3 separate regions of the Mus musculus genome follow, and regions 2 and 3 are each linked to region 1. Evidence: chromatin loops called from intact Hi-C (ENCODE). Cell type or tissue: heart. All regions are shown on one strand.

Region 1 (8,000 bases):
CTCAGTACAGGGGAACGCCAGGGCCAAGAAGTGGGAGTGGATGGGTAGGGGAGTGGGGGGGGGAGGGTATGGGGGGACTTTTGGGATAGCATTGGAAATGTAAATGAAGAAAATACCTAAATAAATAAAATTAAATTAAAAATTAAAAAAAAATAGAAGTGGAGCTTCTGGGAAGTGATTAGGTCAGGAAATCCTAATGGGTGGAAATAGTTCGTGCTGGTTATAGAAGCGACCACCCTAGAAATTCCTCAGCCTTTCTGTTACATGAAGACAGTAAAAGATAGCTATCTTCCCACAAGCTTTGACAGCAAACAGCTCTTATTCCAAAAGGATTTAGACAGAGTTTATTCAGAGCCAAATATAGATGCAGGTTTCCCTGAATGACAAATTCTACCATGGGAATGATCAGATGAAGTTTCCAGAGTTATAGTACAAAAGATAGTCATAAACCCACGTACTTTCCAAATATATTTTTGGAAACTGCAGGTAGACTGGATTTAACAAAGCAGAGGAAACTCTGTCATAGGATTCAGATGCCACATATCATCACTCTAACTTGGGAGGTAGAAGTTAGTGGTCTGCTAAGAATACATTACAGAGGGTTTACTGAAAGAGAAAAGAATGTTAGACTAGATACAGAAGTGAATAAAAATGTCTTGAAAAAGAATAAAAATAACCCAAGATGATGTGGGTCCTTGATCAGTGTCCAATAGTCCAATTCTCTACAATCAAGTAGTCAGTCAGTGTGAAATAGCTTCAACACAGGTATGGCCTTTCAGGAGGTAGGTCCTCACAGACACCATGTCTTCTAGCATCTCAGTCTTGAACGTCTCAGCTTGAATGAAATGCATTCTGTAACTTTGAAGTCACCTACTCCCAGCACTACAGTGGCTCACATGGCCAGTGAAGATCAATCTTGATTTTCAGTTTGAATTGGTTGAGATGTTCCTAGGCTAGTAAACCCTACCTAAGATTGTGTCTGGGAGGTGTTTTCAGAGCTCAGTCAGCTCAACACGGGGGTTTCTACATGGCCCCTGGATGAAATGAAGGCTGGAAGGAAGCCAGACAGTGTAGACACTTCTCTCTTGCTCTCTGCTCCCTGGCCACCGTGATGCAAGCTCCCTGCTAACTCTTCCACCATGATGGATGGCAACCTCTGAAACCATGACCCAAATAGATATTCTTTCTTTTAAGACTACTCCGTAAAAATCCATATCGTGCTTTTCAACTCTGAATATAAGCACTGTGAATATGATGTCATGAATTATAGCACAAGATACTGATCACCTTGCCTGCCTGCTCATGCCCCAACCCCAACTCCAATCCCTGCTCTCCAGTTGCTGGCCTTTGACTGTGATTCCTCTCCTCTCACTGTTAACTAGCCCGCTGATAACCATGAGATCACCCATGGATCATAGGTGATCATCTCCTCTCACTGTTAACTAGCCTGCTGATAACAATGAGATCACCCACAGGTGGTCAGAGTCCCCACTTCAGGAGGGCAGATCAAGGTACAGAGAGAAGTTACATTTGAACAAGTGATCATGGTGTCAGAGCACGTATCAGTTAAAAGAACACAATGACAGGAAACCACTACCATATACACTTTAGCGTTGTGAGCACAGAGAGGCAGGAACGTGCAGCAGCCAGGAAGAAGACAACTGCCACAGCGCTGACCATCTGTCTACATTGCACCTGCTACTTCCTAATAGTGTTCTATTTCTAACCTTCTGAAAGTGCAGTCGTTTAGTAGTGCCAGTGGTACTGTTGGTTAGTGCCTTCTACTTACATAAAAGAGTAGTTATTTAACTTCAACATAAATGAGGAATTTAGATTGGAAATTAGCATAGTAGATAAAGTGCTTTTCACACAGGCCAAAAGACCCAAGTCCATACCCAATACCCATAAAACAACAACAATAACAACAACAAAACAATTACAGCAATCTTCCCACAAACACCCCAAAAACACCTAGATATGAAGGTGTGCATCTATAATCTAGCACTGCAGAAACAAGACTGGCAGATCTCTGTGGCTTGTGGACAAGTCACTCTCGCTCACTCAGAAGGATCCAGAGCAGTGAAAAACCCTGTCTCAAAAAAAAAAAAAAAAAAATCCAAGCACATACACGCAGCACGCCCCCTCCCCACCCCCACCCCCAAAAAACCGACCAAGCTAGGCATGCACACTTATGCAAATGACTGGCACATGTGTCCTCCTCCACTGTCACTAATGGATTTTTAGGAGGAAATTGGCCTGGAAAACTCCCCTAGGAAGAATGAAGTCATTTCGACCATTCAGTTCTAATATTGCTTCACAATCCTTTACCTGAGTTAGTTTTAGTTGAAAACTTTCCCAGGCAGAACCACAGTGAACAGTCATTAACAAAGACAGGAGACCTGGTTGAAAAGTAAACTCCATTGAGCTGATGTCCCAAAGGGAGTGTAAAGCAGAGGTGGGAAGGGGAGTGGAGCAATGAGCTAAGCACAGCCTATCCCGTGTGCACAGCTCGGAACCAATTAGTGTCACACACCTCCTGACGAGTCAGTAGCGCTCAGGATGAGGGAAGAGGCACAGCTCCGTGATGACAGAATGGGACACTGGCAGAGGCACCCACTGTAGCACCAGTGGGGCGTTGAAGTCTATTGGCTCCAGCATAGCAGAAACCCTGTCCCGGGAACCAACTTGTGAGCGGCGTGTGGACCACAGCACTCTGGACACCAGGAAGTTTGGAAGCACCTCACTGACACTGAGTCCCCGAGGCGAGCTTACCACACTTACATTATCCCTTTGCCAAATGAGAAACTGAGTCTGAAAAGGATTCAAAGCCCTGAGGGGTTCTGTGTGCACAGCACACACATCCCAATTAACTGTGTACCTGCCAAGTTTGGAAAAATAATGAATATCCAAAACAAAACAAAACAAAACAAAACAATAGTCTTGAAGAGGGGAAGGGGAGGCCAAGAAAGTAGGCCCAGGCGGCAGGCATTGCCCTTGTGGGTGCTGATCATTGTCGTGTTCCCATGTCCCAACCCCTCTTTTGATACCTGGATCTGTGGATATGGATCATAATAGGCAGGATTATGATGAGAAGGGGAAAGAAGATACTGGAGGGAGAATCTACCTCTAAAATTATTTGTAGTCCAGATGCCGGGCCCTTCTCCCCTTCTGTTTGAGAGGCTTTTCCAGAGTGGATGCTTCCTTGCCTGGTTTCTTTGAGCCAGGTGTTCTCAAAACCAGAGCATATCATGCTGTGTCCTCTGCTGACTTCAGCCCCAATACAAACCAGGATCCGTATATATTATTATCGATTAAAGGGAATACTGAAGGTGGCCATAAAAGAAATGGGAAAGAGATATACCAAAGAGAGCCATGGTCAAGGAAAAGGGGAGGAGAAATAGAGTCTAGAGGGCCCCTCTTCAGGAGGCTGGCTGTCCACCATTGTGTGCAAAAGGTAAAAGGGTTGGGAGCAAATGGGAGACCTGAGTGCTGGCCAGACCTTGGACTCCATTTTCCATCTTCAGCATCTCTCTCCATGTGAACCCTCACTCCCGACCCCCAGCCTCATGCTTTGGGTAGCCAGGAGAACAGGGCAGGTGCAAGCACAAGCCCGGAGGGCAAAGCTTCAAGACCTGCCGTCTTAGACCTCCCATCTGGACACTCACAAGCTGGTGCCTGGAGTCCTTGGTATGCTTTCAAAGCAGCCTATGTTTGCTACCCACTGGAACATAAGAAAAGACATGTCCTCTGCTTCGGCATTGCCTGCGTGATACCACTTGGCAGCCCTTCAGGATTTTATGACAAATAGTAATGAATAATTAACTAATCATTTGAGCTGCTACCAAAAGCCTGAAGACAACAGCATCGCCTGAGCTCAGCACCACCCAGAGGGACCGTGGCAGTGCTCCACTCTTTATAAAGGCTGGCCAAGACTCCAGCTCTCTGATGCCTCCTGCCAGGTTGGCAGGAGACATATCAGTCTTCCTAGATCTGCTTGTCACCAGGCTGTTCACACAAGAGGGGCACGGATACAGCTGAGGGTTTCTCCACACTGCCACACTTCTCTGTGAGGGGTCAGAGTTTTGGGGGCCCAGAAGCTCTGGAAGCTTCACTAAGTAGGCATCCCTGCCTGAGAGTGGAGAGGGACATTTGGCAGTGTCTTGTGACATTTTGATCAGCAACTAGTGGGCAGAAGCTAGAGAGATGCTGCTAAGCATCGTACGGCACACAGGACAGACCTTGACAACAAAGAAACCAGCTCTCCTGGATGTCCACCCTGCAGCAGAGTAACAGAAGGATGTGCCACTTGACCAAGCCCCCATGTCATTACAGTGAGGCCAAGACCAAAGACACTTGGGCTCCCTCGAGTGGTGAATAACACTATGACAGCCAGGAAGCACCCCTAGCTGCAAGAGGTGTGTGTGTGTGTGTGTGTGTGTGTGTGTGTGTTTCAATTATGCCATCTTATCCATCACAAAGTGTGCATCAGTTAATGGTGACAGTAATCTTGATGAATTATTAATGAGCCATTTTCTTCTCTCCATGTTGTTAATACCAGTGCAGGCGTCTTTGCATTGACACTGGATTTCCTTATGATTAACCAGAAATATGTTCTTCCCATTTAGTTTAGAACAGTGCTTGAATATGAATCTGTGTGATTCCTTTCTGGGGTTTGTGTGTGTGTGTTTAATTTTGATTTTTGTTTCTTTTTTTGTTTTTGTTGTTGTTGTTGCTGTTCTTGTTGTTGGGTTTTTTCCCCCTTAATGGAAACATCAGAGTCCCTGTCATGTTCTCATTTCCCTTTTGGAAAGAGAATACTAGCGTTCCTCAAGGGGAGAGCACACAGGGTGGTAGGCAACTGTACGATTCTGTTTCCCCATTTCCATCTCATAAGGCCACTCTGTAACTTTCTCTCAACATATCCCCATTTTTCATTAAACTTGAGAGAAAAGTTTCTTTCACTGACTTAAGGACCTGCCAACCTGTGTCTAGCTTCACACTGTAGGACATTGTGTTGTCCTTCTGTCTAGTTAGCCAGCCAGATTTCTCATGAGGAAGCTGATTCCCTTCAACTTTTGATCCAAAGTAAGGAGATGTCTGAGTCTTCTTGTGGGAATTCTTAGCACTATTACAACCAGAAACGGTGGTGGGGTTAAATGAAACCGGCACATGGAGATAGGGTTAGCTCTGAATGTTAGTACCCTGGGAGAATCTCACAGGCTGAAGCCAGTGTCAGCAGGACTGCATTCCTTCCAAAAGCTTTAGAGAAGAGCCTGTCCCTTTTCATTCTCCAGGGTCAACAGCCCTCTTCTTCCCTTTCATCTCATTTAAAGACAGTGACAGCAAACCTCTGTGGGCATTACTCAGAAGCCATCTTTCTATCTTAGATTTTCTTTTTAAATCCTTTAGTTACTATACTCACAAACACCTTAATAGATATTGCTAGATTTAGTCCTGGGTTGTTGTAGGTTTTCTTGCTATCACCGTAAGCTATTTTTAATTTAAATTATTATCAAATTGTTATAACAGAGTTCATATCTATTGGTTTGTGTAGAAACTGTATCATTATCTGAAAATTAGCATTTCAGGAACCACTGTGGTCAGCCTTGGTGACAAATGAATGTGTTATTCTCTGTCCTTTTGGCAACTGCCGCCAGGCTTTGAACATGATTATAACTGAAAGTATAGTTAAATACCATACCTTGCATAAAAGTATAGTTAAATACCATAGCATACCTCCTATAGCCTTGTACTGGAATTGCCAGTGAGCTCTCATATCTGGGAAGGTTGTTCTGTCCTGTGCTGGGGCCCCCAGGCCTGTCTGGTGGTCAAGAATATCTATCTCACTTTTAGAGACCAGGAATTTCTCTCAGTTAAAAATGCTAAGAATCAAGGCTGGACACCATACACACCAGCTGTTCTTTTGTAGTTACTTCACCATAGAGGAATTCAGCAGTTTGTTGTGTGGAATGCTGGGCTACCCACTAGAAACCAAGAACATGTTTTTGTTTCAAGCTGAAGCACTGGTTATATATGAATTTAAACCAATTTAGTAAACAAACAAACAAACCATTTATACTCTGATAACCACAGGTGGGCTATGCATCCAGGTGGCCTAGAGATTCCCAGTCAGTTTCCTTTGCCCTTTGTCCAGAAGAAACCACCCAGAAGATAGCCCTGTGACTCATGTGGGCCCAGGCCTCCCTTCTGTTCCTACTCCCCGGATAGCGGAGAACCTTTCTGGAAGCTGTCCTAATGGTTTAGGTCATATCTTTGTATCAGTAATTTCCACTACAGCGATCCTCCAGCACCCAATTAAGAACTGACTGTGGCTGCCACACCCAGCTGCTTGGGAGCACAATCAGGATCTAGTAGTGAAATGGGGAGGGATGGAGCTAAACAGGGTCAGAAGTGCTTGCCAAGGAAGCAACCCTGATGACCTCTGCCTGCTGCTGCTGCTGCCACCGCCCCCCGTGCCCCACCTCCCCCTGCCACCACCACTGCTGCATGCAGACCCGTGAGGTTGTGTGTAGGGCTGTGTTTGAGAAGGTCCACTCATGGGTGATGGCCTAATCCTATTGCCATTTTGTATTCGTTTCTTTTGAATTATTTCTTTTCCTCATCCGTGTCTCACCTCCAGCGTGACTTCATTGATGGACTTCTTCAACAGATTACACATGGCTTCTTTGCTGCTTACGGTTCACTCAAGGAAATCACGGTCTACTGAGAGGTCAGGGGAGTAAACTATCAACTGCCATCCAAGGAGGTGAGGAATCCTCAGAGAGAGAGAGTGAGTTGTGTGGTGTACCTCAGGACATGGAGGAAATTAGACCTAGCCAGCTTTGGAGGCCAAGGAGATAGGTTCTCTCATCAGATGCAAAGAGCAAAGGAGCAGGGGTAAGATCCCAAGGCCAGAGGAAGCAGAGAAGATGAACAGGCTTAACTAAAGGTCTATTGTGGAGACAAGTTCTTCAAGACAACATGGAACTCAGAATTAATGAAAACAACGAGGAGTGAGGCTGGAAGAATAAGGTGAGACCAGGTGAATAACGGGCCGGGTAGTATGTATTAAGGAAATTGAACCTCATTATTCTGAGGTAGTGGGGAGCAATGAAAAGCTCTACAGTAGGAAGATGATGTTATCAAGTTTGTGTTCTAGAAAGCTCCATCTAATTGTGGTGCTGGAAATGAATTATCTTACATACTCATTTATTTAAAATGTAATTATTATAATTACATATAATAACATGATAACTACACAAAGTATCTTAGTTATTTTTATATCAGGTCTGAGGTTTTACGTCTGTGTTTTTCTTTTTTTTCCGAGACAGACGGATTAGTCTCTGCAGTAGGCGTAATCCTCTTCCAAAGACTATTGACATAAATTAGTTTTAGCCAAACTAACATCTTAATTTTTGTGAATAAGGAACGTGTGAAAAGGGATGAAAGTTCAAGAAGGAAGGGCAGATACCGTGGAGGGTGTAGCTTCTTCTTGCTTCTCTAGACAAGCAGTTTCTCTTCTCATAACCGTCTTCCTCATTCCTTGTTCTTCAGCAGAAATTTTATACTTACAAAATTATACCTTCATGTAGTCTTTATTGGCCCTTTGAAAGCCAATGTCTGTTGTTTTTACCTGTTCTCTTTCCACATGACTTTAGCATGTATACCTTTCTAAGTCATTCTTTCTGATCATCTCACCGCTGCAGCTACGTAGCATGCTGTCATGGGCAGGCCTCATAAGTCACATATTCCTTTTCCAATACCGGCCATTCAGATGGCTCCCCATCTTTTGATTTGGCAAACAGTAAAGCAATTAATAATGATGCCATTGTCATTTCTCACATGAGCAGGTGCCTCTGTAGGATAACTCCTCCAAAAAGGGGTGACAGGAGCTCAGTGTCTTTCAGCAATCTTGATTGAGATGGCAGAAGTGCTGTCCACCGAGCTTGCATCCGTTCACAATCCAAGGGGAAATGTGTGAGTTTGTCAATGCAGTACAA
Region 2 (8,000 bases), 160 kb before region 1:
GCTTTTATGCATTATTTTGATATTTATTTTTAATGTATATTTGCAGAAAGTTGAGTTAAACAGAAATAACTAGGCTTTTAAAATAATTACCAAGGAATCGGGTATCCTCAAAGGTTGTAATCAAATGAAATAGTTCTTGGAGAGATGTTTGATATTTTAGTAGTTCACTGATTTTTTTATATGATAGAATGTTAATTTTATTTTTCTAAGAGGATTTCAGAATGTGTATTGATATATAAACTTGTTAAAAGTATTTATAAATTTGTTACATCTGAATATAATTTTTTGTTTTTAATAGGATACAACATCTATTGAAAAAATGTCAAATTGTTGTGAAGAAATGTAAGTATTAAGTTATAGTGATCTTATTTAAAAATAGAAACCATACTGTTTGACTACCTTTGAGAATCATGTGCCTATGTTAATAGTAGGAAACTAATATGTTGATTTTTTTTTCTTGGTGTCCTGTCTGAGGCCCAAGCTAGACAGGCGTATCCCAGTCTTACTGTAGGGGTCTTTCAGCCATGGGAGCTTTTAAACAAAATAAGTACCGATCACTCTTGTTCCCTGTCTCACAGAAGTAAGCTAAATTATTTGTCCTGAAAGTACATCAAAAGAGATTTGCTACTGTGTTGTTGACACACATTCTGTTATGCTGAGCTTCTCCTCTGCTTCCAGAGTTACCCTAGGTTGATTGACGATGCAGATACAATATCTGCTCTCCAGAGCTGACGCTCAGCTGCATGCCACATTGAAAGGAAAGCTGCATTTGTGATGCTGAGACACAGTGCATCAGAGTCCAGTAATGGATCCCCAGCCAACCTGTATTGTTTTAGCTGACTGAAGGGCACCATGGGAGTGCTGTCTTTCACTAATAATGCTGTCTTCTGTAGATCGCGGCCCCGAAAGCCATGGCAGCAGACCTTCTCAGAAGTTTTTGGCACTCGTTGGAAGATCCTGTGGTTCATTCCTTTCAGGCAGCGGCAACCACTGCGAGTTCCCTACCACTTTGCCAATCACGTCTAAACAGATGGATGGTGGGCACAGATGGGTCCTCCATGCTGGAAATGCGTTACAGGTTTTATGAGAATAGAACTATGACAGTCTTCAAGTCAATTAAAATCCACCTACCAATCTTAGGCATCATAATGTGCCCCAGGCTTCATTTTAATAGTGATCTTGATCCTGTTGTGGGACTAATACAAGATCTATATTTAAGTTTTAAAAGCATGTTTACTTTTAAATTAGCCTTCCACCAGGGTTTCTTTAAATGCGTTTGTTACTAAACTCAGAAGGCAGTGATTGGGATGAAACAATTGTACATACATTTTCTTCAGTACTCAAAGTTTTTTAAATTTTAATTTATAGGAAATTTGACATGTTTTATGTTTACCTTTAAGCAGTCCTAACCAAATCTGAATTTAATTCTTCAAGTTTACAAAACTGGATACACTTTGTTATGTATAAGTTAAAATGTTACTACTTGCTTTTATATGTGCTGTAGGCTTTTACAGTGCAGTGAGCAACAAGGGGCAGTGCCTGGCTAGGAGCAGCTCTCTGATGCCCTTCTTTCTCCTTCTCAAAACCACAGACGACTCCCCGAGTGTAGTGCACCAACTACTACCTTACTGTGAGGGAAAAACTATGTTTCCCTTCTGCTGCAATCACTGATTGCTTTTAGAATATTTGCTCCCAGGAGAAATGTGTGACCAGTCAGGTTTATATTCCTGTTTTACCCTAAGATTCTAATGACTGAAGAGGGTAGGAAGTTTGCAATAATTCCAGTTACTTCTTCAAGTGCAGTTATATTAGAAAGCAGATGTTTTAAAGTGCTAAGCTGAATGGTGTGTAACAGTGTAAGGAGGAGAACTGTGCTTTTAAAGTATGGATACTTTTATTTATCTGCCATTAGATCTCACTGTACACATTGAAGATTTATATATTATAGAATCGATACTGGTCAACTCATATCAAAGTGTAAAAGTGGGTCACTAAATTTATATACCAGTAATCACCCAAGTTGAAATTGAATTTCCACTTGTAATTCGCATCACTCTAGAGACCTTTTATTAATGTCAGGAAATTACTGTAAAATAGAATGATCTATGGTAGTGATGGTCTCTTAACAAACATGAGCCTTTTGTATACAAAGACATTTTGTATGATTTAATTTTTTTCATTTAGAATACTGCAATTCCATATGTTTGTGTGCTTAGTAATCTTTTCCCTGAAAAGAGTATTGAACAAATCTACCATTTGTGAACCATCTACATACTTTTCTTATAAGTAGTTGTAAAGTAAGGAATCATAGCTGGGAAATACTGTGGCTAGTTCTTTCAGATACTGTAAATGTCTTATAAAATATTCTGAATAGAATAATCTCTTTGCAGAAATATTAATACCATATTTTCATGTTCTAATTATGTTTATTTAAAAACTTAGAAGTGGCAGATGAAAATATTTATTGGTGCTAAGACATATAGTAAGTTTAATATAAGAAACATTTATAAAGGTTAGGAAACATAAAATTAGTATGTTTTAGTAAGGGCGAAGGGGTTGGGTTTTGTGTAAGCTGATTGACTAACTTGGCCAATGACAGTTACTGAAGGAAGTGGTGTACATAGACTGTTGGGAGGTAGAAGTTGAATGCCTTCAGCTGTATATATTCAGTTCACTCAAGACCTGGAGCATCCAAAGCAGAGCCAAACGAAAGCCCAGCGTGGAGCTTTGTAAACTGCTTTATACTTCTGGAGCAGTAGTAGCTCTGACACAAGGTAACGGGCGTGATCCCTTCCCCATGCTGGAGTTCGTGGGTTTGGTCTGCTTACATGTACCACTTCTGGGCACATTATCTACCCTTTCTCTTTACTCTCCCTGGTCCTGACCCCTCTCTGCAGTTTCCTAACTAGTCATTGTACTTGATGCACTAGTTTGATCTACAGAAATGCTGTTATTGATGTATTTACATAAGAATCTATATTGCAGTATATCTATATATACTTACATAGTATTGTTAAATGTATATGTCTAACCCCCGGAGGGGTTTGTAATCACTCTAAAGATTCCTAGAGAAAAACCTGTTGGCCATTTCCTAGGGATTAAGCTCCTATGTTCTTTCTGCGCCCTCTTTTGGCTAATTGATGTAATTATCCTGGCTCTTGAGGTTTTTACTATCCTGTTAGTGGGTTGTATAGCCAATCTGTGAACATGCCAGAGGTATACATGCCAGTGTATACTTATAGGAACATATGTATAAAAGTGTAAAGTTTTATAAAAATTGAAAATGAATGTGTTATTGTTGGTGATGTTCCTTCTTGGTAAACTGCCTGGCTTCATGTATGTATATTCTTGTACACTTTTTACTGTCAGTCACAAATTTCGATTAGTTTAAGCTGTTTCATGTATTTTACTTTAAACCTTATTTTGGCAACTTATCTTGTTAGCATTATAAAAACTTACTTAAAATACTATTTTACTACAAAACAAAACATTTATTACAGTTGCTGTGGTAACTGTTATTCGGTATGTTTTACTATTTTAAAAAGTACATTTAATTTTTTCAATTCAATTTTGGGATTGTCCCCTTCCACACACACACAAAGGTTCAATTACCTTAAAATAATTAGTAATTGGTTAATAATATTATTTTTCTTTGCTTTTTAAAACGCTTGTCAATGAGAGTTAACCCTGTAGATTATTCAATAGCCTCTTTATTTGTCCCTCTCAGTAACCATGGGAATAACTACCCATGTGGGGTCTCAGGAAGCGATGGAGCAAGGGCAACCCCTTCATATCTACAGTGCATTGAAGTATTTATAAGCTTCCTGTTTAATTTTAGCAAAATGTGTGTTAAGTGACATTTTTACATTAGCAAAGTCACCTCATGGGATCCTGCAGTTAAAGTGTTAAGACGAGGCTGCAGATACTTGGTAAACAATTAGAATTGGGCACGCAAGGTGGCTCCATACAGAAAGGCATTTGCTGTACACGGACCCACTTAGGTGAAGAAGGGGAAAAAAGCTCCTGGCTTCATAGAGTTGTCCGCTGACCTCCACAAACATGCCTTGTCAGTCACGCCCCTCCCCATCATCATTGTTCATTCATCGCCTCACACACAGCACACACAAACGTTTCTGATATCCAATTGGATAAGCTTGATGTAGGTAACAAAGGGCTGGGTTCAGAATCTCCTAAGCATTAAACAGTCTACTAAGGAGTCTTTGTTACCAGGCTTCCATTTCAGATTACTAAGCTAGCTGATGTTACATGAAAATAAAAACCTATTTTGTTTTATAATTTATATTTAAAATGTTTTAGTTAACATAAAAGCCATTTAAATTTGTAGCTAACATAAGATCCTGTTTTTCAGAAGACAATTTACTTTTAATAGTAATAAAGTAGGGGCTGATGTGTACCTCAAAAATTATAGTGCACAAGATGCCCAGGATTTAATGCCAAGAACCAGGAAAAGACAAGAAGAGGATGTAGACAGTAGCTACACACTAGATGCAGAAGAGCTGAGTTGAACATCTCAGAACGTTTCATTAATGTGCAGAAGTGGTTCCATGAAGGACGGTGGCTCATTCCAGCTATTCTTAATGAGACTTTGGGTTATTTTCCTACAAGCAACTGTTTTGCTCGAGAGATGTATTAGTTCTAAACAGTAATCACAAAGACTAAAATTAAGAACACACTTCCTAACGGGAGATACAAATGAATTTAGATGAAAGCCACATAGTTTTTGTGTTAGTTCATGTGTAGTTTGAATGTTCTTACATGTATTGCTAAAAAAGAAAAAAAAATCACAATTTGTCTTGCAGTGGCTTAATATGGCACTAATATTCATTAGCTCTATACTAATTTCTGTCTAGACTGTCTGTTCTCTGGGTAGTTCTATTGTATGACTTGTATCAGTAAGTAGATAGCCTAGCTACAGTTCACTAAACTATAGTACTTCATTATGTACATTTTTGACATAACCTCTACTATACATACATATATTGGGAATTTATTACAAACATTATATCATTTAGTAATAGTTAAAACATTAGACTTTCATCCACCTCTACTAGTGCTTTGAAAATCACAAATATTGGCAAATGTAGTTAGTAAGTCCTGTAAACTTAGTGTGTTCTATTGTTAGCATTATCGACCATGTAATTAATGAGTGAGAATACGATTCAGTACTCACATTGCTACTGTCTTCTGTTGTAGGTACCATGCTCGGAGCTTGCTTACAAATAAAAATTTTAGTATAATTTATATTTAGCTGTTCTTAGAGTCTACAATATTTTACAGTAGAACATGGGAAAGTATTAGAAGCTGTTTACATGAAGTCCTTTATACCAGTATTGTCACCGACTAAATGAACCAATAGTTAGCATTTCTGCTACCTTTCTGATGGTGATGACTTAACTTCAAGAAGTGGCTTTTCTCACTTCTTCCATTATCTTTATGCATTTTTTAAACAAAATTTATTTTTAAAAGCCATTTTGTTAAAACCAACAATATTTTGTGAGTTCTTTAGATGTGGCAATATTATCTGCTAGTGATAATTTGTAGCAAGTTATCATTATTATTATTATTTGGAGACAGGGTTTTACTGGCTTTGCACTCAGAGTCCTCCTACGTTTGCCTCCCACATTCTGGGGTTATAGGCATATGCTGCTGTGCCTGGCTCAGTGCTTAAAACTCTTAAGTCATTGGTAATACTGATTTTTCATTATCATATCTTTTACTATATTACAGCTTTCCCCTGTATCTACCCTAGAGTTCAGGTACCAATGAGTAATGAGTATCTAAAAACTAGATTAAGAACATTGGGGACGTTAGTAAGATGGAGTGAAGGCTAAGTGGACAGAAATAGCCAGCATCTGAAAAGAGCTGACTAGAGACAGCTGTGATAGCCAGCACTGTCGCTGACGCCACGTCACTGTAGAGGTACCTGCACAGCCATTGTGGGAAGCATTTGGTTTGAGCTGTTTGATCTCCACTTAATGTTCTTTCTCCTTAGCTGGCCAGATGCTCTTGAGAGATTATTTTTGATTTCAGATAATTGTGTAGGATAAGTTAAATTCAAGCATTTTTAGCATGCACATGTTAAAAATAACATAGAAGTGTAGCTGTAATACAAAGGAGAAGTGATTGCTTGCCCAAAGTTTGAAAAGATCTGGAACCTGTCTGAGGAGTCTTTTGGCAAAGAAATACTGAGTCACCAGAGAAAATCAACGACTCAGTTATGAAGGAAGGGATCTGTTGGGCTTCGTGAGACCCTAGAGGTCTTCATTTCTGAAGCCCTTCATTTCCTCATGTGTAAAAGTAGTGTTTCCCATAGTTGCTCAACTGTGTAATTAACTAATTGCACGTATAAAACCTAGTTTTCATCTCACTAGCTTTATAGGGAAAGATGTAGCCCGAGCTTCCGGGGCCACAGGCATGCCTCCTCTGGGCTTTGCTTGCCTGTTTCACTCAGCACAGGGTCTGGTTGTTTGTAGGCTGTCGGTTAGAGGGAAGATGCATCTGCATACTGATAGCTCTGTGTCCACACCAGTGTGGATGGGTGATATTTTAACCTACTCGTGCCTGAAATTAGTGTTTTACAACCTGAACAATTAAAACATCCTGGTGCTATTCACTTTATCATTGAGTTACATTTTTAATTCTTGAACCAAAGAATTAGTTTTCTTTTTGGTTGACTGAGAGCTTCTCACATCTGTGTCTGAAGAAGTGAACAGTCTATTGACAGCTTAATTTCAGCAGAGTCAATTGTGAATGAATCTTAGTTAGACTTATTTTTTTCTGTTATGCATATTAGTGTGGGCTTTAATTTTGTACTTTAATGTAACATGGCTACTATATAAGGTATTTTAATAGGCTGAAGCTACTAAAGATTATTGAATCACTTTTCAAAAGTCTCACCAACCCCCCTTGGTCTTACTTCAGCAGTGAAGAAAAATTATCTCTATAAGCAAAGTATTCTATTGGATACTTTTAATGACTGCTCAACCAAATGCTAAAATAAAGGGCAAATAATAGGTCCATTTTACATTACAAGTCAAGAATTTAGTACCTCTGTGTGGGGGCAGGGTATAAACCTTAATGGCTTTAAATAATGATACAGGTATTTACCTAATGAGAATGAAATTAAAGGACACTTTTAAAAACATAAAAGTCACAAACACATGCACACACACACACACACACACGCACACGCACACGCACACGCACACACTTTCCCAGTAGGAAGTCCAAAGGTACGTTGACTTGAGCAAACACCCTGGCAGTTGAACTTCACATCAGAAGCAGTTTGGGTGCTGCTGCTCAGCATCCGTGAAAATTAGTCAGATTATGTAACTGGCAGACTGCAGTCCTCTGGATGGACTTGTCCAGGTGTCTGCTGCTGCTTACGATTGGCTTCTCTGTTCTTCCTTTGAAGCTCTGCAAACACCATCAGGGTTTCCTTAAAACAGACGCTGCCCGGCTGATCACTCAGCCACTCACGGAACCGTGCGGGGGGCTAGGAAGGTAGACAGTCACACTGAAAATGCTTGTGTCCTTTCCATTCGCTTCAGTCCGTGTCTCCTTGAGGGTTGATGCAATATATGGTTTTGCAGTGAATTCTGAATGGAAAAAAGAATCGATTCTTGAAAGGTGACACGCTCGTGTGCATAGATGAGCAAATATGATAGAAAGCAGAGGGAGGGCTGCCCCGGCTCTTGTACCTGTGTTGCCACGGGATTGTTTCTTAATAATTCCACTGCTTGTCCAAGTCTTAAAAGGCAAAGTGAGTCATTTTTCTCAAGTAGGAAAAGAGAGGAGAGAATAGGAGAGAGTTTGCCACTGCTTGCTGTCTCCTGGTGTGATTATTAAAAAGCAAAGAAAAAAATCAACATAGAATAAAAGCAACTAATGACACAGAAGGAAGAAATTCATCCCAGTCAGAGGTATAGGATGAATGGGTTGTAAGCCCAAGGACAGACAGGAAAACAGAGGGAGCATGG
Region 3 (8,000 bases), 190 kb before region 1:
ATGCAGTGCCTCCATGTATGTGTGTGTGCGTGTGTGTGTGTGTGCGCGTGCGTGCATGTGCGTGTGTGTGTGTTATAAATGCTACCTGAAACACCCAGGCTCATAACTCATAATCATGACATGTTATTATATGTATGAATTTTAGGTTTTTTTAAATTGTACATACAAAGTTTTCTTCTTTTTTTTTAAGATTTATTTATTATTATATCTAAGTGCACTGTAGCTGTCTTCAGATGCACAAGAAGAGGACATCAGATTTCTTTACAGATGGTTGTGAGCCACCATGTGGTTGCTGGGATTTGAACTCAGGACCTTCAGAAGAGCAGCCAGTGCTCTTAACCGCTGAGCCATCTCTCCAGCCCAAAGTTTTCTTCTTAAAGTCTTCTATGAGGAAACAATAAAGAAAACAAGGACTTAATATTCTTCTACCATATTTCTCTTACTGGAATGTTGGATTGTAAGCATTGCTGTTTGAAGAGCTGGGTGAGATGGTACCTGTCTGTAATCCTAGCATGCAGGAAGCAGAAGCAGAGGCACCAGCCATAAATTCAAGGCCAGCCTGGTCTGCAGAGTGAGTTTCAGACCAGCCTGGTCTGCATAGTGAGTTTTGGGCAAGCCAGAGTTATATATCAAGATGTGTCTCAAGAAAAAAAAAAAAACTTTTTTTTGGCTTGAACTTCTGACTGGGGTTTTATTTTAAAACTTGTTAGATGTTGTTTACCTCAGCATTATGGCAGAATTTTCAATAATTCCTGAAATGGCTGTAATGTCTTGCTGCTAGTTTGTCCTTTGTATTTATGCGCCTCTGTTTTCAGCCCTGAAAATTTAAGATCAAGACATTAATCAACTCTGCAAAACATTTAAAAGCTTTCTCTTTTGCATTATCAAATATTCATCAAAGATTTCTTTATGTAAAAACAAATAAGCACAAGTATTATGGTATGAAGTTCTTTAAATGTCAAAATCATGTGTAAATCATTGTTCTAAAACAATTTATGGTTCATCAATAATGTTTGATTTGTAGACTTACTTACCTGGATAGCTGGGATCATGTGAAACTTCTCTGGTGAAAGGTTACAAGTGTGACAAGGTAAAAGCCCTGTTCGCACCACAGAGTTAGAGGCTCCTTCTCTGTAACCCGGTGTTCTAGGCATTCTCTTTCCTTAAGATACAGGATGTTAGGCATGGAATAAAGCATTGATTATCTCTGGGCTGCTACATGCTAATTCACCAAAATGATGCTGTGTTGGTGCTATTATTCAGTTTCCATCTTGCTTGTAGTAGTAAGGCTGGTGAGGTGTTTAAACTGGATTCCAATATTGTTTCTCTCATGATATGTTTCCATTATAAAAGGAACTATAAGAGATGATGTTTTAAACGACAGTTAATTTGATACAGATTTTATTTTTACTTACCAGTTTCCTTCAAAATATCTCCAGCAGAACATTTTCCTCACATTTTCCTGTGTAAGATTGGAGTATGCTGATCTATAGCCATTAGACTCAAGTGACTAAAGTGGTAGGCTTTTAAAAGGGGATTTTTTTTTCCCCAGAAAACAACATTATTGACATCTTCTTTTTAAAAGATTTAGAATGTTTTTGAAAAACCTGACTTTCGTATTTGTACACTCCTTTAGTACCACCACTGTGTGCAAGGACCATACTGTAATACTCCTTGTGCAGCTGCTATGTCTGTCCACCTACTGTGAGACTATGACAGTAGTGGAAGCACAAGGGCTGACATTTTAGAATGGTAAAATTTCACTTTAGAAACTGCAAAGAGTATGTATCTCATATAAGGAAGCAGTTACTTTATCTTGGAAGATGAATTAATAGTTTTTATGAACAATTCATGATGAAAACAGGTACCTATTCTCTTCTGCAAACCCTTAATTGCATTCTGTTTTCCTATAGCCCAGAGGCAGTTGCTAACTGGGTAATAGGCTGGAGCTGATTCTAGCAAGGGGTTGGCTGTGGCAGGACTAGTGGCAGTTCAAAGCCATCCTGGGCAACATAGTATCCAGACCCTGTGTCATAAAACCAAAACTCACTCAGCTGTTTATTTTCATTAAATACTAATGATTTTTCTATCCTTTGCTTCTTTGTTAGATGGATGCTTTCTAAACCCAGTCTGACCTCTAGCCTTTGTCTAAAACATACGCCCAAATTAATTACTATTAAAAATAAAATGCTCTAGGAAAATATAAGATTGGTTTCAGCTTATTTATTTACTAAAACTAAGACTCAGTATTCTTTCTTCTTTAGTTCTTTTAGATAATATAACTTGTATAAATTAATTAATTGATTTATATAAAATTCTTGTAATATTTTGGCTAGGCATAGAGTTTTATAAGATACCACATTCTCATGATGTTTTTTAGAACTGTGCTTTCTGTCACTTACTTTGAAACAATGGTATCTTATTTTTGTAGTGTTAAGATAGAAATTTATAAAACACGTAGAACATGCAGCAGTATTTATGGCAAAGGTGCTTGCTTATGTTGGAGACTCAGCAAAAAGAGAAATGTCACCCTGTGGAATTTAGTAGCAGTTGGTAAGTCTGAGCATCCCTCGCTCACTTGTGTGCCTCCTCGTAAGCGGATGTGTGTGCTCTCTCTCTGCAGAGCGGGAGCTGTGGGAGCTCTGCAACAAGTGCAACCTGATGAGGCCGAAGCGCTCCCACCACTGCAGCCGCTGCGGCCACTGCGTCAGGAGGATGGACCATCACTGTCCTTGGTAAGGAGATACTTGTCACCACACTCAAGAGCTGCGGCAGGAGGATTAGCTAAGGAAAAGACAGTGAGAACCTGTCAGCTTTAAGAAAAACTTACATTAAAATCACTCCATTAAACATTTTTGTAATAAAAATGATTCTTGCAAATCCCAGAGTAAACTATCCCTCACTTATCCCTGCTACCAAGAAAACACTTGAGCAAAAACTTTGAGCAGAATTACTACATACCCAACCACAGAAGGACTAAGGTGCTTATATCAATGAGGCTTGGAGGCAGAGTATTTGGCCCAAGGTCAGATGTGTGGAAGCACTTACCTCACAGCTGTTTTTCCTGTCGGGGAGAAAAGCCGCAATGTCCACTGCTGAGATTCCTCTTTTCTTACTCAGGAGAAGAACAACACTTTTCACATTCACTGATAACTCTCTTCTACTCATTATACCTTTTAGAGTGTTTTCTGTTGGATAGCAACATTTTGTACATGTTGGATATATATATATATGTAAGTGCTAATTAACTTTCTGTAGAACTGCCAATATTTTTGGTCAATAGGGGGCTCTGTTGTAATATTTAAAGTCATACTGTTAAAAAGTAGATCTAAAAAATGCTCTGAGAATCGATTGTATTTCATTTCAAAGCTGTCACAAAAAACTTTGAGCAAGGTATTATATTTAATTTTGCTTATTTAACATTGAATCTTGTTTAAATATTTAAATTGGTATAATAGAACTTTATAAATATATGTCCATATATATCTATTTATACATGCATGCATACAGGAAGTTAACTGTATAATAGCCTCCTTTAACCTACATCCATTTACCTGCAGTTGGCCAAGGAAGGCAGTTTTCCTTTGTTTAATGATGCTAGTCAATTTCACTTGCCTTATGTTTAACTCATTTTGATAGCATTGTTAATTAACAAACTTTTAGTTGAAATGTTTTTTTAACTATAAACTGTTTATTTACATAGATTTCCAGAGACTAGAAAAACAGACTAGCATTTTTAAATAAAAGCACTTTAGGTTTTCTAATTGTCTAAATATACTGTAAGATACTATATACTATGCCATACAGTGTTTAAAAAGTGTACCGTATTTTTAAACCTCAGTGGTATTTCCAGTCACAATAATAGCATATCAAAAATACTATGTGAAATCTTCAGGTAGTTAATTCTCACACTAAAAGCTCATAGTACTTTTTTTTTGTATTATTTTTCCTAATCAACTAAAAATATAATAAGCATTTATGGAATAGCTGGGTACTGCTGCTTCCTTACAAAAGAGTGCTATAATTAAAAAAAAAAATCATCCGGGCAGTGTGTCTGTTGGTATTAGTGATATTTGTTTAAGGTAAAGACTAGGTCATTGGTGAGGAAATGAAGCTGTCTTTAACTTTCAGTGTACTGTTGAGATATTTCTGTTCCTAGGCTTCAGTGTCTGGTTGAGGGTATTGGTGGGAGGTTAGCAAGGAAGGTGGCCTGCTCTAGATTTGGGGATTTCTGTGATTGAATTTTCTAGCAGAGTGCCGCTCAGATCCGAGTGAGGACAGTGCATGGTATTAATTTGAAGCAGAGGATTCTTACACTTTAACAAACTGCTACATTTTAACCATCTCAGCTTCAGCTCTGATCTGATGATCACTACGTCTGGTCTTTGTTTTGTCTCTGACTGTTCTTTCTAAATAGTTTAAATTCAGGCACCGCATACTAAGCAAGGGCTCTTCGCCTTTCAGGGTTAGATGCTGTTTCCGAGCAAGGACCTGTGCTGTGTTGTTCTGCACTAGAGGAGGGGAGGAGGATGCATAGCAACAACCGAGCAGAGTTTGAGGCTTAGGGGAGCCACTTCTCTTAAGAGTCTCTCTTTCAGGTTACAGGGCTTAGAGTTGACCTGTTTACCTAGTGTGTGCTCTGTAATCTCAGATAAACCTCTACAAGCATTCCAGCTCAGTTCTAGTTTTGATTTTTTTTAAAATAATGTAAAACAATATATCTTTAACAATTTAAGCTACGGATTGAACTTGCTATGTATATATATATGCATTCTCTCCTTTGGTGATAGTGTAGTCCTAGTTTAAAGGAAAACATATAATTCTGAGAAAAATAATTTTATATTAAAATTTAAATTAGATGGTACCTTAAAAATATACCCATTTTGTAAAATAGGATACTCATTTTAAATGGACCTTGATAATTTATGATTATATATTATCATTATTATAGTTAGACTTTACTGTTGTTTTCACAGATAGTACATGTAAGTGGTTTTGAATACATTTTTAGTTTCAGCAGACAAGGATAGATATTTCATAAAGTAAACATATAAAAATAAAATGGTGAGCCTCTCAGTTCTGTCCATGTAGCAAGTCTGAGTTGCTTTTCTCTGAAGTGTTTAAATTGCTCTCCTCTGCTAAAGTGCTGCAAGGAAGGGCAGGGTCCAGCCTTTGTCTCTTCTGAGTATCCTCAGGCCAGTGACCTAATCCACTATGCATCTTCTTGTGTCAGTTGGCACAGGGCACCGGGCTAATGTGAGCTGGAGTAATGTAGTCTCTAGCTGGCCTCCTTGGTAAAGGAGAAGGCATGTTAAAATGTGTATCTTTAAATAGCTGGAGTTGAGGTTTAGGTGAGACTTACCTTCATGATCCTGATGTGAGCATCTTACTAAACCTTCACTGTTTCTTTTTCATTTTCCCTTTAGGATAAACAATTGTGTGGGTGAAGACAACCATTGGCTCTTTCTGCAGTTGTGTTTCTACACTGAGCTGCTTACTTGCTACGCACTGATGTTTTCTTTCTGCCATTATTATTATTTTCTTCCACTAAAAAAGCGTAACTTGGTAAGACATGTTTATATCCACTAATGTTAGAGCAGCTGTGCCGTATGTGTGAACATGGTGGTTCCTGTGTGCGGCCGAGATAGCAGAGAGCCTCACACCAGTGAGCTTTACGGGACACTGGGCTCGAGAGAGCGCTCTGTTGCTCTTTTTAGACAAGTCTCTTTATGACTATTTGTGTTGAGTAGATTTCTTCAGAAGACAAAATATGAGCTCTTTCAGTATATGAGTCTTGGTTTAAAAATAATATAAAATAATGAAAACAAAGGAAAAGTATAAAAATCATGGGCTTTCTTTTTAAAATAAAATCAGACAGGTTTATTTATTTATTTTACTATTTAAAAAAAATTTATACAATTTATTTTGCATATTCTTTCTTCTCCTTCCACTTCTCCCAGATTCTTCCCACCAAAATTCATCTTCCTCTCCTCTCCTGTCTCTCTGTCTCTCTCTCGAAAAACAAAAGCAAAACACTAGGCCAACGAAAACCAAAGTCAAAAATCACCAAACGATAACCACAAAAGAGGGCATAAAGCATGGAGCCTGTGGCGTGTTGCTCATGCTAGGTCTGCCCGGGAGTGCGGGAATTAGTGATATTTTTAAGGTTCTCAGAGAATAGTTAGCATTTGAGAAGAAGACTCTTTGTTTCTGTATTTTAAGCCTAGATCTTGGCCTAAGGTAGTCGTGAACTCTCTGCCTTCCTGCTCATTTCTCCTGAGTGCTGAGATTATAGGCCTGTGCCACCATATCTGGCCTTCTGCTTCCAGCTCTCCCTAGCGGAAAGATGAGTTTGTAGAATGTTCTAGAGCAGCGGTTCTCAACTTCCTAATGACAATCCTTAATACATTTTCTCTTGTGGTGACCCCCAAGTATAAATTGATTTTTGTTGCAACTTCATGACTGTAATTTTGCTACTCTTATGAATCATAATGTAAATATCTGTGTTTTATGATGGTCTTTGGTGGCCCTCATGGAAAGAGTGTTTGCCCACCCCACCCCCCGGGGCGGGGGTCATGACTCACAGGTTGGGAACCTGTAATTTTTAGATATAGATCATTTAAGCAATGCTCAGATTTGTCTAAATGTTGTTGATGATGCTAGCAGCTCCAGAGCCTTTGGTTCCTGACTGTCAGTACTGTACTATGGCCTTCTCACTGTAGAGTCTCTAATATTCACAGGAGAAAGTGGAGGATAGTGGAATGATTGAGCGAGGTACTGCAGGTAGAAAGGGAGGGCGGTTACCCAACCACCTTTAGTTACAGAGCTGATTAAACACAATTTATGCTACTTTTCCAATTAATTTGGGCCTTGGTTATATTTTTAAAGAATATCGTGTGTGTGTGTGTGTGTGTGTGTGTGTGTGTGTGTGAGAGAGAGAGAGAGAGAGAGAGAGAGAGAGAGAGAGAGAGAGAGAGAGAGAGAACTGATGGAGGTGGGTAGTTTCTTTTATAATTACACTGCTTATGCCTTTGCATATAAAGCGCCCTGGTGATAGGTGTGTGGTTAAGCTGTGAAGTGCAAGTGCTGGGAATCTTAGTTCTTTGTGTAGTTGTTTTGGTGTGCATGATTGTCGTGAGACCTGGCTGTTCTGTGTGGTTATAAACCTCAGTGGAGCTGTGTCTTGAAAGTGATTGGATTGTGATTATTAAATATGGTATATGTCATTAAAATTGTATCCAATAACTGAATGAAACTAGAGCCTCATGTGAGCTAGCCTTGCTCTGAACTGTCTCCCTCACCCACTCTTTAGTTTTCAGACAGGGTCTCACATGGCCAGGTTGATCTTAAACCTCCTCTTTCTTACTCTATTGCCAAAACAAGCCTTGAATTTGTAGCCTTCCTGTCTCAGCTGTCAGAAAAGGTTTCAAATGTATTTGTCATTTTCATACTGAAAATACAGTGCTTGTTTCTATTAGAGCTTTAGAAAGGTTTCATCTTGCTTCAGGTTAATTGTGGCATAATTGGTGTTAATTAGAACATGTGAATCATCCAAGAAAACTGTGAGAAAATTGAACCTCAGAAGAAGTGTTTTAAAATTGTTCTGTGGGGTTGAGGTCATAGTTTTTCAAAGTGTGAGAGAGAAGATTTGAGAGGTGTCAGTGGAGAGAAAAAGATCATGAAAAGAGACCCCCTTTCTGAGCAGGGCGGGGTCAGCAGCTTCTGCCCCAGGGGACTAATAGACCTCCATATTTAGATTTTGTTAATCAGTTTTACTGGGGGACAAAAAACTATTCTCATTTTTCCAAACACACATAGTCTGTGACTACTTTTGTGCTCCAACAAAGTTGAGTGGTGGTGACATGGTGTATGGCTAGCAAAACTCAAAAATACTAAGTACCTGCCTGTCAATAGGAAGTTTACCATGGTAGTCAAGAGATCATTTTGAAAGCACACACTCTAGATTCAAATTCTTACTTTCTTTTATTACATGTAGGTTG

Evidence for each region. Peaks named below come from ENCODE experiments on the same cell type or tissue, not always from the same donor. Only the 100,000 strongest peaks of a DNase experiment are listed, where the experiment ranks them.
Region 2: a loop joins it to region 1, with 2.2 times the contacts of the local background. A loop is called at or near these places in 5 of 42 quality-filtered maps.
Region 3: it touches region 1 in a loop (2.7-fold over the local background); 7 of 42 quality-filtered maps call a loop at or near these places.

Annotation. Positions count from the first base shown.
Region 1 is chr4:82,639,542-82,647,541 of GRCm38, reverse strand. No RefSeq gene overlaps it. Among named protein-coding and RNA genes, the nearest start is that of n-THgtg10, 24 kb to the right of the region's middle. In heart, a CTCF peak has its summit at 4,340 (motif pointing left); a DNase peak (open chromatin) is centred at 6,291; H3K27ac peaks cover 544 bases.
Region 2 is chr4:82,799,355-82,807,354 of GRCm38, reverse strand. Zdhhc21 (zinc finger, DHHC domain containing 21) reads left to right here. Exons shown (of 9, transcript NM_026647.4): 8 at 299-342; 9 at 894-8,000. The coding sequence ends at 1,026. Among named protein-coding and RNA genes, the nearest start is that of Zdhhc21, 56 kb to the left of the region's middle. In heart, a CTCF peak has its summit at 3,127 (motif pointing left); no DNase peak of the experiment used is centred here.
Region 3 is chr4:82,833,011-82,841,010 of GRCm38, reverse strand. It overlaps Zdhhc21 (zinc finger, DHHC domain containing 21), which reads left to right. Exons shown (of 9, transcript NM_026647.4): 5 at 2,624-2,735; 6 at 5,427-5,565. Among named protein-coding and RNA genes, the nearest start is that of Zdhhc21, 23 kb to the left of the region's middle. In heart, a CTCF peak has its summit at 3,281; no DNase peak of the experiment used is centred here.